3 separate regions of the Homo sapiens genome follow, and all the other regions are linked to region 3. The links are chromatin contacts, found by Hi-C or POLR2A ChIA-PET in ENCODE. All regions are on one chromosome and are shown on one strand. The core of a region is the stretch at or near the end of the contact, and the rest is flanking DNA. Distances in the headings are between cores, read along the strand shown.

Region 1 (4,062 bases), core at 633-3,132, 160 kb before region 3:
ACTAACTTGGTTTCAGAGTCTTTCAGATGATTATTGTGGGGAGTACAGGGTTGAGGGGGATCAAGAAAAAGCCAACAGACTCCTTCACTGATTCATACAGAATTTCAGAGCGTCAGAGCCTGAAGAGACTTCTTTTTTTTCCCCCCTGAGATGGAGTTTAGCTCTTGTCGCCCAGGCTGGAGTGCAATGTGCAATCTCGACCCACTGCAACCTCTGCCCCCCAGAATAGCTGGGATTACAGATGCCCACCACCATGCCTGGCTAATTTTTTTTTTTTTTTTTTAGATCGTGCCTCGTTCTGTCGCCCAGGCCACGTCTGGCTAATTTTTATATTTTTAGTAGAGACGGGGTTTCACCATCTTGCCCAGGCTTATCTTAAACTCCTGACCTCGTGATCCACCCTCCTCAGCCTCCCAAAGTGCTGGGATTACAGGTGTGAGCCACCATGCCTGGCCGCGAAGGGACTTCTGAGATCACTCTGTGAAACCCCTTCCTGCCTCAATACAGAATCAGGGTCAGAGACCTGAAGTGACTTGGCCAAAGTCCCACAGCCAGTGAGTGGCAGAGCCAGGATGGGAATCCAAGGTGACAGACCCTTGCACCACTGCCCTTTATGGCGCCCTGCCCAGCATCTTCCTGTGTCCTGCTCATGTCAGCAAGCTCTGCCTCCTTCCTCACAAGCCAGTCCCTGCAGCCAGCACAGGTAACAGACCTTCCTTTCCCTCCCTGCTGTCTAACATCAGGCCTATTTTCTCTAAAGCAAAATCGGTCTGTTTCCCCAAGGCTGACACACTGGCTCTGCCAGAGGGCCCAGATAAGGGGAAAACCTTGCACGGCGGCCTTTGGAGTTTCCCTGTCACTTCAAAGAGCTAACATCAACACACTCTTCCTTTATCTATTTATTTTGGACAAGGAGGACAAGAGGTGAAGACGGGTAGGAAACAGTCAAAGTTGTCAGGAAGACCATCTCAAGGACTTGGCACATCTTCAGAGAGAAGCACATCAATGTTTTCCCTTGATCTCTGTTTGTTTATGTTAACAAACACTCAATATAGTGCTTGCTGCATGTCAGGCACTATTCTAAGCACTTTGTATATTCATTTATTAGTTTAATTTTATATTAACTTATTATATATCATATAATTAATTTACTAAATCTTCTTAATAACCCTGAGGTAGGTACTGTTATTAGTTCCACTTTACAGATGAGGAAAGTGAATCACAGAAAGGCAAGAAGCTTGCCTGAGGCCACGTAGCTAATGGCAGAGTCACCATTCAAAGCCAGGCAGTCTGGCTCTTACCCACGGGGCTAGGATCCTTCTCTTTATAGAAGCATCAGCACAAGCGTTGGTAGGGCCCCGTGACCAGGAGAGGAAGGAAGATTCTGAACATTCAGAAAAAATCAGACATTGTTGGGGCCCTGTACAGTGTTCCCTGGAGCTTATCTCTTGTTAATTACTGTCATGGCCTCTTCTGTCCTTAGCTTGTTTGAAAGCCAATGTTTTATGGTTGGGGTGACCAAGGGAAGCATAGGCAGCCTGGACCTTGGGCCCCTCCCACACTAGCCCCATTCTGGGGAGGCTTCTGGGTTCTGGAAGCCAGGGCAGGAGTGTGGTGCTAGCACCCACTGCCTTGTTGCTCACAGAGCCCTGCTCCCTCCCACGCAGCTGCCTGCACTGACATCTCTGAGAGGGCCTTTGATTAAAGAGACAAGTGACTTTGCCCATTCTATTGATCAGAATAAATTACTAGGAACTAATTTATGGGCCTCCCCACAGCCGATGACATGGTGGATTGTGCGCTATTGGTCAGTAAATTGGATTGTCAGGCTAGATTATTGGTTCGTATACAGTTATCTCTCATAGCAATATCAGGCAGCCCAGGTACAAGAGTGAAATCCTTTCTCTGCTGCCAGATGCCAGGATGTGACGAGGCCTTCTCGGGGGGCTGGTGGGGAGGGGCAGTGAGGGAAGAGGAGGAGAGGGGAGGAGAGGAGAGGCGAGGCCTCTGTGCAGGATGCTTATTAATTAGTGCAGCATCACAGCATTAAAAGAACATTAGTGTGGAATCGTCTGCAGAGTGATGGGGAAATGACATTGCAGGCCTCCTCCTGATTCTCCAGCTATGGCTCTGCTGGGGAGAGCAGGGAGGGGGTTGATGAGCAGACGGGGGGATGGGAAAGATAAAGGTTGTTGGGGGGATAAGAGGCCAAGAAGAGGGGAAGAGAAAGGAGAGGCCACATTTGCTGTGAATTGCAAGCAGAGAAGGTCTGCTAAGCGCCAGCGTCGCTGAGCCCCACGCGGGGGAAATGGAGCTGCCGTTCTGCTCCGTACATCACAGCCAACGATGAAAAGTTCTAGAGCTGGGATTTCTCAGGCAATTTGGCCAGTGATGCATGGGGCAGTAGATCCTCGCGCACTCTTCCGTGCTTCTGCCAAGCCAGCAATAACAAAAACTTATTTTTTGCCAGGGAAACGGATATGAGTCAGGCAGCCCATCGGGAATTAGGGGGGCTTTACCACGCCGCTGCGATTTGTACCACTCGGCTGTTTCCCCGAGCTCTAAAGACCTGCCAGGAGGTGACAAAGGCGAGACAATTTCGAGTTCACAGTCCTGTGTCCTCGAAGCATAACAGCATGCTATCGAAGGGGACTTTCAGGGGCTGTGGGTTGCAAAGTCAGCGGTCTTTTCCCCCAAGCTCACTGGGCAGTGGGGAGATGGGGTGAGGAGAAGAGCCACAGAGAGCTGAGGCACTGCTGTGAATTTCTAGAAGAGATGGGCCCACAGCTCTGCCCTCACTGGGCATGGCCAGAAGGGGTGAGAAGGGGGGTGTTGGAGTGCCAACCTGGCCCCAGGGATGAGAGCATCAGCATCCCAAGTGAATGCCCTCTGGGGGCTCCTGCCATGGGCTGCCGGGGTTGTTGCCACCCGTCCAAACTCTGGGTCATCCAATCCCTGGAGAGGTGGACGCGGAAACCCCGCTTGGTCCTCTTTTCTCACTCTCACGGTTAGAGCATGAGCCCGGAGGAGGCCTGCACTTTCTTTGAGGCGTGATCAGGAACACAGATAACCTGTTCTTTGGGCTACAGGCCCCAGGGGAAATGTTCAAATGGAGCACTGAGCCCTTCTGACTTTAGCTATCATTCATCTGACACTGCCAGTAACCCGGCAAGTAAACACCCGCTGGCAGGGACCCTGGGCCTCCAGCTTGCTTGAATTGCCACTGAGAACAGCTGCAAGGTCTCATCAGTGTCTACAGTGACACCAGGATCGCCCCCCACCCACCCTACCTCCCTTAGCAGGCGTGGGGCACGCCGATTTGGATCCTGAGAAAAGGCCCAGCACCACAAACTAAAAATAGTCTGCACATTCCAAAAGACGAAGTTCAAGGGTGTAGAAGATGCAACCCCTTCCCTCAGCCTCTGCATGCTTTTTGTGCCCACTCCCTGGCCTCTGTGCTCTCCAAAATTTAAACTTACAGCCCTCGGCCATTTCAGCATGAGTTTTTATCCTGGTCACTCTCCTTTTCTGCCCTCCATTGATAAACAAAATCAAAGGGGACAGACCCTCAAGTCCCCTTAAGGAGACAAGGTTGGGCTCAGGCCCCAAACCCCAAGGCAGTGCCACCCCACCACTTCTGGCATGACAACCACTTCCATTACAACCACTATGTGGAAATGAGCACAGAAGCCCCCAGAGTACCTGGGCCTCCAAGATGGAAAAGTTTGCAAAGCTTGGCAAAAGAAAAGTGGGCCTGCAAGCCGGTCTATAAATTAGAGACTCATTAACAAGAGGCGGGAAGGGCTTTGGGGGCCTGCGCCTTTCGATTTCTTGTTGAGCTGGTTTATTGCTATTGTTTCTATTTCATACGTTTATTGCAAAACCAATAAAAATTATCTATTAAGAGCAGGAAACTCATCTTTTGACTTGTTGGTTGAGATTTCTACAGAATAACCTTTAACTGGCCCAACATGTCTGCAGGAGAGGAGAAGGCTCACGTAGTTACCTTGAGAGGCCAACCAAGAAGACAGTAGGAAGGCCCAGCCCTTGGGGTGGGGAAGG
Region 2 (3,901 bases), core at 564-3,063, 190 kb after region 3:
CGCGATCGGCGGGGGACAGGTACTTCTGGTATAGAAAGCGCTTTTCCAATTCATAGATCTGGTGGTTGGTGAAGGCCGTGCGCGACTTTCGCCGCTTCTTAGGGGTCTGCCGCTGCCCAAAGATGGTCATACCGTCGCGGCCTGGGAGGAAAGGACAGTGTAGGCTCGCGTTGGGAGAGAGGAAGCCCACCCTGGCTCTCGCCCCCGTAACTCCGTAACCCACCCAGGCCTGTCCGGCCTGCAGTCTACCAATGTTCCCTTCTCAGATTTAATTCAGCCTCCAGGACCAGGGCAAGTCTTGGCTATGGCAAACCATCTCCTGTCTTTGGTCTCCCAGAAGTCCCTAGGAAAAATTGTTTTGGTCTCTGCCCCCTACCTAAGAGTTGGTTTGAAAGACCCAAAGTCTCTAAGGGTATGAGAAAGCCAGACAGAGACACCCTAATTGCGGTGTGAATGTTGGTTCTCCATCCCTTCCCAATCACTTCAACTCTACCCTACCCATAAGGTCCCCGGCAAAAGACTCTCGATTCCCCACGCCGAGTAGCCGGGCTAAGAGCGCCCAGGACACTGGGAACGCAAGGGAGCCCGGCAAAGCAAGCAGACTGCGGAAAGAGCTTGGCCACCCTTCTCCTGCCACCCCCCAGCTCTGGCCTACCCAGAGGTCCCTGGGAAATAAGGATTGGGTCCCGTCCCACATATCTTCACTCCCATAAGCAGCTGCTCAGGCTGGAAGGCCCTGGCGGCCGGAGAGGGCAGAGGCGAGCAGAGGCATAGGGGACGAAGCGCGCAGGGCACAGGGCGCGAGGCGCTGGGTGCAGGGGAACCCAGCAGCTGCGCCTACCTTCGGCTGCCTGCAGAACGCTGACCTCCAGCCCCTTAAACGTCTTGCTGGCGAGCTCCTCCAGCGCGCACAGCGGCGAGGTCTGCGAGAGCAGCGCGCGGCCCGCCAGGGGCAAGCCGCCCTGCGCGTGCTTGTCCGCGGCGGCCAGCAGGTGCGCCGCCCCGCACAGCGAGTAACTTCTCCGCACAGACGGCTTGTTGAGGATGTCCTCGATGCTGAACGGCGTCAGTGGCTTGTTGGAGTTGGCAGGCGGAGGCAGGTGGTCCAGCGGGCTGCGCCGCCGCTCCTCCCCCGGCGCCGCCTTGCCGTCCTCCTTGGAAGTCATCTCGGCCTTGTTCGGGGTCCCGGCCGGGGCGGCTCGGGCCGCGGGGACCCAGCCCGCGGGCAGCTCGGGCGCCGGACGGCGCGGGCAGGCAGCGGCGGGTGGAAAGGAGGCCGCACTGGGCAGGGCGCGGGCCGGGCGCGGGGCCGATTAGCGCGGCGGCTGAGGAGGGGAGAACAGCGCGGGGCCCCGGGAAGAGGGCGCTGACGCGGGCGCCGCTGCTGCTGGGGCTTCCAGCAATCCGGGGCCGGAGCCGGGGCGCGCTGCGCGGGGCTCCAGTTTCGCCAACCCCGGTGCTATTTAAAGGTGTCAGGTGGCTCGGCAGTGGCTCCTGGCCCCGGGTCCTGGCGGCCGCAGTTGGAAGAGCCGAGGCGAGGGCGCCGATCCCGGACTGCGAGGGAGGCGGAGAGACGGGGCAATTGACTATTGCTAACAAGTTAGCCTTGATCGCGGTGTAATCAATTATCTGCAGCGGCACTTCTTTCTCTTTCTCTCTCCTTTCTCCCTTTTTCCTCTCTTCTTTGCCTCTGTTCTCTCCTCCTGTTCTCGCTCTCCCTCCCTCCCTCTCTCTTCTCTCTTCTCTGCTCCCCCCTTCTCTCTCCTTCTCTCCCTCTCCCTCGCCCTCTCTTTCACTCTCTGTCTGTCCAATGCAGGCGGCTGTAAGTTGGGAAGCTCATTAATTAGCGGGCCGGGGGTAGGAGGAGCCGGCTGGAATTAGCCTGCCTAATGCGCCTGTCAGTCCGGGCGCTGCGCTGCGTTCGGCCCGAGCTGTTTGTAAATTACATTAGCTGCTCCTTTATTGCACCCGAACCTCGGGCGACTGAAAAGCCACCGCCCCCACCCCAAACTGCGAGCCGCGCTCCTGGCGCACCCGCCTCCCGCCGGCCTAGCTGCAATGACCGCACCGGCCCGAAGGTCTCGGTCTCTCCGACCCGGGATGTGGAGCCCGAAAGAGTGGTGGGAACCCCAGCCCGGGAGGGACGCGGCCGCCGCTCGGGCCAGGTAGGACCAGGAGCCCGGGTGGGCCCCGCTGCCACCCAGAGTGGACTTTGCGGAGCTGAGATCAAGAGCCCAGCGCCTCTACCTCTGACCCTCTTGCCCCTCACCCCACTGCCTGGGCGACGCGCCTGGGGAGAGGGAATCTGAAGCCCTCCTGCGCTGGCCCGCAGGAGGTCAGAGCCGGCTGCGCAGCCTTGGGTGGGCGACGCGGGAAGGGGGTGGAGGACCCCAGGGGTTGGGGGAGGGGGCTAGTCGGAGAGCTCAGCCTTCTCCACGCGGAGAGGCGGAGGAGGGAATTGTTGGCGGCTCTGGACGCCTCTCCCCGGCCTGATTCCGAAGCGGCCGCCCTACCTCCTCCGGCAATCTTGCTCACTTTCCTCCGGCAGCCGCTCCCCAGGCTGGCTGGGGCCACCAACGGCCTGATGATGGGCGTCTGAAGAGTAGCCAGGCCAGGTGCCGGGGCTAACGGGGCCGGCTCCGTGCCTCCCTGCTGCGCTCCGCCCGGGCCCCGGCCGGGGCCCCGCTGCCGGCCCCGCCTAGCCCAGCGCCCGGCTTGAGTGCATGGCCAGGCCGACTCCAGCTGTTCCGGATGCGGGGCGGGGGCCCGGCGGGAGCCAGGCCGCGGCTGGGGCTTTGCTCTCAGGAACTCGCAGGGAGGCCAGGCTTCCAGTTAGGCTGGGGCTAAAGACCTTAGGGCCCGGGATCTGTGAATATCGGGAGAACATGTTGTGTGCATTGTTACTTGAAGGTGTTTGTGTTTTTGAATGTGTGTTTGTGTGTGTTTCTCCATGCGTATATTTGTGTAAATGTGTGTGAACCTGTGGGTATATAGGTGTGTTTGAACTCAGCTATTTCTTTCATTTCCCTGAGGCATTCCAGCAGGGCTGTGCCCTCAGGCCTTCCTGTCTTGCTACCCCATTCTGTTTATGTGGGGCCACTGGCCTCCTTACTAATTTTCCATTTCTGCCCTTGGAGAAAGGAGGGGAGGACCTAGAGGGGGTTGGAGTCCAGGGAGAAGGGCTGTTCCCCTCCCACACACACACAGCCCTGGCCCTGGCTTTGTTTGTAAACTCCTGGGTGGGCGGTGAGGTTGGGCATTGGGCAGCACCGCTTGGACCAGAAAAGGGCCCAGAGAGGCCAAAGTGAGGATTTGTGGCCCAGGCCAAGGGTTGGAATGGGAAGATTAGGATTTCTTGCCCCCTCTCCCCTCATATCTAACCCCAGAGAGGGAGTGAGCTAAGCTGGGCTCCGGGGCGGGAAGCAGGTTCTTTCTCTGGATGCCTCAGCGTAGGGGGCCTCTGCACAGCAGAGATAGGTTTCATGATCTCACCTTCAGTTGTTTGTTTGGAATTGTGGCTGGCAGCTCTCTGGGGTAAAAAGGACAGTGTAGGGAGAAAGGGTTCTTGTTTGGTGCCCCAGTTCTGTGAATGTTGGGAAGAACCCCTACCCTCTAACTCATCTTTGTCCTGCATTTTCGGGGTGGCAGTAAGCGAGTGGGGGGAAGACAAATGCTCAGAGGCAGGATTGGTGAGAATGGGAATCACAGTTCCCTCAGAGCTGCAGACCCACTCCAGGGCAGACCTGTCTCTACTCTTCTGCGCTGCCCTGGGAGCCACGAGGTGCTGCTGGGCCTAGCAACAGAGGAGTCAGAGCCTAGAGACCAGCAGAGGCGGACCGGTGGGAGAGGGCGTTGGGGAGCTGAATCTGGGTGGCTTGGAAGCTCTGGGGCCAAGAGGGGT
Region 3 (4,263 bases), core at 1,508-4,007:
TTTCTGATACCTAGCTCCCCAAGCTGACTGGGCTGGCAGAGGAGAACATGTTGAGACAAGGGAGGCAGGGGACTTATGCATCCCTCAGTGCCATCCCTTGTATCCTGGAATAGCTCCATTTCCCCTCCTCCTCTCTACCAGACAAAGGAGTGCCTGTGTCCTGTACTGCCCTCGCTGTCTCCCCCACCACCCTACTTGACAGCGTGGGCATCTTCAGGCACAGCCTTGGGAGTTCCTGGTGTGCTCTGACATCATGACCTCAAATCTAAATCCTCCAATCCCAACTCCCTTTCCCAAACAAAAAGCCACAGAGGCAGAGCAAGCATTCCCCTTTAAGAGCTTCCACTGCACCCCCTCCCAAGGGACACAGCGGTAGGAATGGTGCTTAAACTCCACAGGTATCAGAGAGGGTGTAACTAGGACATCCTCAAGGGCAGCTAGGCCCCGAATGTACAATGTTAAGACAGGGAATTTTGTGTTCCATTGACTTTTTTTTTTTTTTTTAATGGAGTTTCACTATTTTGCCCAGGCTGGAGTGCGATGGTGCGATCTTGGCTCACTGCAACCTCTGCCTCCTGGGTTCAAGTGATTCTCTTGCCTCAGTCTCCCGAGTAGTGGAAATTACAGGTGTGTGCTACCACATCTTGCTAGTTTTGTATTTTTAGCAGAGATGGGGGTTTCACCATGTTGGCCAGGCTAGTCTCGAACTCCTGACCTCAGGTGATCCACCTGCCTTGGCCTCCCAAAGCACTGGGATTACAAGCATGAGCCACTGTGCCCAGCCTGTTCCACTGACATTTCTTAGACATTCAGCAAAACCCCCACCTTAACCTCTTTTCTTTCTTGAGGGTTGGTCCTGTCCCCACCTCCACCCTCCCACCCCCTGGAAGAGGAAGGGCCCGGGCATCAGTGGCTAGTCCAAATAAAATATGGGCTTGGGGATGGAATGGGTGGTGGTAAGTTCACAGAGTGTAGTTAGATCCCAACTCCCATGACCTCTGGCTTCAGTGGTGGGTGGGGCAGGGCAGATGAAAGGGCTTCAGTGGGAACCTCTGAGAGCATTTTCCTGTTCCCCCTATCAACCGCCCCCAGTGATAACATCTGTGAAGCCAGCCATTACTCAATAAACTGCAAACTTGTCTACTTCTTGGTCTTCACTTGATTCCACGTCCTGAGGGCCCAGAAAGAGTCCCCTGCTTGCAGCCTTCCGTCTCTCCCTGGACTCTCCCCAAGTCCAGGTCTTGTCTCATTCCTCCCCCTGTGTAGGGAGCCTCATGCCCCAGCAGAGGGAGCTCTGAGATTAGAAAATCAGTCCTCCCTCTGGCACCCCCAAGTATGTACTAAGACAGAGGGCGAATGTAGATGCTTTCACCTTTTTTTTTTTCCTTTTCTTTTCTTTCTTTCTGTTTTTTTTTTTTTTTTTTTTTTTTGCGACAGGGTTTCACTCTATCACCCAGGCTGGAGTGCAGTGGCACCATCATGGATCACAGCTCACTGCAGCCTCAACCTCACCAGTTCAATTGATCCGCCTGCCTCAGCCTACCAAGTAGCTGAGACTACAGGCACGTGCCACCACACCCAGCTAATCTTCTGTATTTTTTTATAGAGATGGTTTTTGCCAAGTTGCCCAGGCTGGTCTCCAATTCCTGGGCTCAAGCCATCCACCTGCCTTGGCCTCCCAAAGTGCTGGGATTACAGGCGTGAGCCACCGTGCCCGGCCTAGATAACCAGTTTTAATTTCATCCTGTCCTGTCAATCACCAAGCCCACTGGAATCCTTAGTCAACTCTTAAAGCTCTTTCTGCAGTTACACTTTTGGCCTTTGGCAATCCCCTTGAAAAGAGGCCTTGTATTGCCAAAAACTGCAATCACTTTTGCACCAACCTAATACTTTTACTGGAAAATCTATGTAACATAACCCCATGTGGGGAGTGAGGTACAGAAATCTCTGCAAAACAAAACCCTTAAGAACATTTTATAACAGAATTATCTGTGCTCCACAGGTATCACTAAACCATGTCAGAGAAAAGATTGGCCAGGGCACTAGTGGGCTTCTCTGTCATCTTTCCTTCCTAATTCCACACCAGTTTCTCAAACACGTCAAAAGAGTTAGCTATAGGGCACATCACAGGCTCTCTAGGGACAAACCTTAGCCAATCATACCTTCCAAACTGCCTCCTTATACTTGGAAATTTCCTCAGAAGTCAGCATTTGGGCTGACGCAGCACGTTTTTCACTAGAAAGTGCTCTGCCCCATTCTTGGGTGGGCCTCCTGTCTTCCTCCCAGACCTCAGACTTTAGGAACTTTCTCTGGAAGCCTGAATTGGTGTCTTTGACCTTCCCTCCCATCTTCTTCCCCTTGCCTGGCCTCATTTGCTCCAGAGCCCCCATCCTGCCTATTATGAAGACCCGAAAGACCACAACCTTCCCTCTCTCCCTGCCCATGTTTTAAGTTTAGCCTGGCCATAGGGAGGTGGTCAAGTAGGGATATTCTGCTCCTTTCCAGGATCACCGGAACCAATGACACCTGCTTCCTAAGGACAGGTAATCAGGACCAGCTTCAACTCTGGCACTGTGGGGCTATGCCAGACTCTGGCCTAGTCCTGCTGGGTCTGATGCCCTACAGGTCAGAGCCAAGCCCCATTTCCTCCCAGTGAAGCCTGTCCATTTCAAGCCCCGCCCCCGGGCCCTCGCGGTCAAAAGTAAGCCACCACCTTCTGGGAACAGTCAGAAGCAGAGTCCCGCCCCTGCTGTGGTCCCTGTCAGTCAAAGCTAGGCTCGGCTCCGCCTCCTTCCCGTTTCCCGAGCAACGGCTTTAGTACCTCAGGCCCCGATTCTCGCTCACCTTCCGGGTCGGAGCCTGGAAGCTACGTCTCAGATCCGCCTTCCCGCTGACCTCGATCCTGCGCCGTTAAATCCACCAAGTCCCCCTCCCTCCTTTCCAATATCGAAACCCACGAATTCCCTAGCGCCAGCCCTTTGACTTCCTGCCCAAAAATCCGCGAGGTTTTCGAGGAATCACGCGAGGACTCTCCTCCTGGATCCCAAGCCCAGGTTTTTTTTTCAGCTGCCTCTGAGGCTGTTGGCTCTTTCTTCGGCGCCGTCCTCCTCCTTTCCCTCTCTCCACCCTTGCGCCTAACAGTCCAGGAAACGTTTGCTGAACTCTTAATTGTGGCTCTGTGGCCGGCGCTGGGTAGAAATGGGCGGTTGGGTGAACAGAGAAGCTACCCTCTCACCTGCAGGGACACCGCGCGTGCCCGAAAGGCATGAAGGACAACCTTTTGCTAGGAATTGTGGAGGAATCTTGATTCAGCTGTATTATCCCCAAAAGGGGAGTTTCCTAAGATGCTCCCTTCTCTCTTCTTTTATTATACACATCTTTTCCCTCATTGGGTCTCTCCTAGGCTCCAGTGTCAGCTCAGGCTGCCAGACAAAGGCAGCCTCCGCTCCAGGCCACAGCCTCCCATAGCTTCCTCCTTCCTGTCTTCTCAGACCAGCAATGTTTGCAACTAAATAACGACCTGGAGAAGGCAGGAGGAACCTTGCATAGCTTGGACTACACACACAATCCCACATCCAACACATCCAGTAGGAAAATAACCCCATGCCTTTAATAAAGAAACGAGAAGCTCCTTCAGGCTGAAGTGCTTGCTTATGGGGCAAGAGTTTGCTATGTTAACCTATAAATTAACCAGCTATGTTATTTTCCTTCCGACCTCTCCTCCTCTATCACCAGCAAGTCCTCATCAATTGACAATTTTTATTTCCCAAAAGGAACACTTTGGTTTGGGTTTTGAGATTATTTTGTTGAAACCAACAGAAAATAATTGTGGCTAGCTTCAGTAAATAGGGGGAGATATTGGAAGGATTCTGCTATAGTTTTCATACCCAGAGATGGAGGTGAACAATAGGACTGGAAAGGACAAAGCCAACTTTGGGGGTGTCAGCAGCTGGAGTTTATGGGCATGGCAATCCCCTTGAAAAGAGGCCTTGTATTGCCAAAAACTGCAATCACTTTTGCACCAACCTAACACTTTTACTGGAAAATCTATGTAACATAACCCCATCTGGGAAGTGAGGTACAGAAATCTCTGCGAAACAAAACCCTTAAGAACATTGTATAACAGAATTATCCCTGCTTACTCCAAGTTTCAAAAACTGGAGCAGCTTAGATCAGTTGTGTACCCCTAGGAGGTGGCCAGGGGTCAGGGTCAACAGGCAAGGACATTGGACATTCAGGTTTACCTCTGACGTTGAGGCTGTA

The links. A loop is a pair of places that touch in the nucleus more often than their neighbours do. ChIA-PET counts read pairs that join two places held with the same protein, here RNA polymerase II (POLR2A). Pooled maps may share reads with other maps.
Region 1: POLR2A ChIA-PET joins it to region 3 with 12 read pairs in Caco-2. The contact joins two enhancer-like sites. POLR2A ChIA-PET finds 5 or more read pairs at or near these places in 3 of 52 experiments (Caco-2, HepG2 and endothelial cell of umbilical vein).
Region 2: a loop to region 3 is called in a map of naive thymus-derived CD4-positive, alpha-beta T cell, with 7 times the contacts of the local background. The contact joins the promoter of LBX1 here to the enhancer-like site in region 3. A Hi-C loop is called at or near these places in 3 of 168 maps with a recorded cell type or tissue (HCT116, K562 and naive thymus-derived CD4-positive, alpha-beta T cell), 4 of 37 single-sample maps with no recorded cell type and 13 of 50 pooled maps. POLR2A ChIA-PET finds 5 or more read pairs at or near these places in 5 of 52 experiments (CD8-positive, alpha-beta memory T cell, HEK293, HEK293T and 2 more).

The regions. Positions count from the first base shown.
Region 1 is chr10:100,880,474-100,884,535 of GRCh38, forward strand. No RefSeq gene overlaps it. Among named protein-coding and RNA genes, the nearest start is that of SLF2, 30 kb to the right of the region's middle. Within about 2 kb of position 1,883, at least 5 of the 41 ENCODE cell types and tissues checked have a DNase peak (open chromatin) inside an H3K27ac peak, as active enhancers do.
Region 2 is chr10:101,227,650-101,231,550 of GRCh38, forward strand. LBX1 (ladybird homeobox 1) reads right to left here and starts at 1,814. Exons shown (of 2, transcript NM_006562.5): 1 at 842-1,814; 2 at 1-141. The coding sequence starts at 1,166. It overlaps LBX1-AS1 (LBX1 antisense RNA 1), which reads left to right and starts at 1,945. Exons shown (of 3, transcript NR_029380.1): 1 at 1,945-2,165.
Region 3 is chr10:101,040,099-101,044,361 of GRCh38, forward strand. It overlaps SFXN3 (sideroflexin 3), which reads left to right. Exons shown (of 12, transcript NM_030971.6): 12 at 1-1,143. Among named protein-coding and RNA genes, the nearest start is that of SFXN3, 11 kb to the left of the region's middle. Within about 2 kb of position 2,758, at least 40 of the 41 ENCODE cell types and tissues checked have a DNase peak (open chromatin) inside an H3K27ac peak, as active enhancers do; they include HCT116 and Panc1, where a contact is called at or near this core.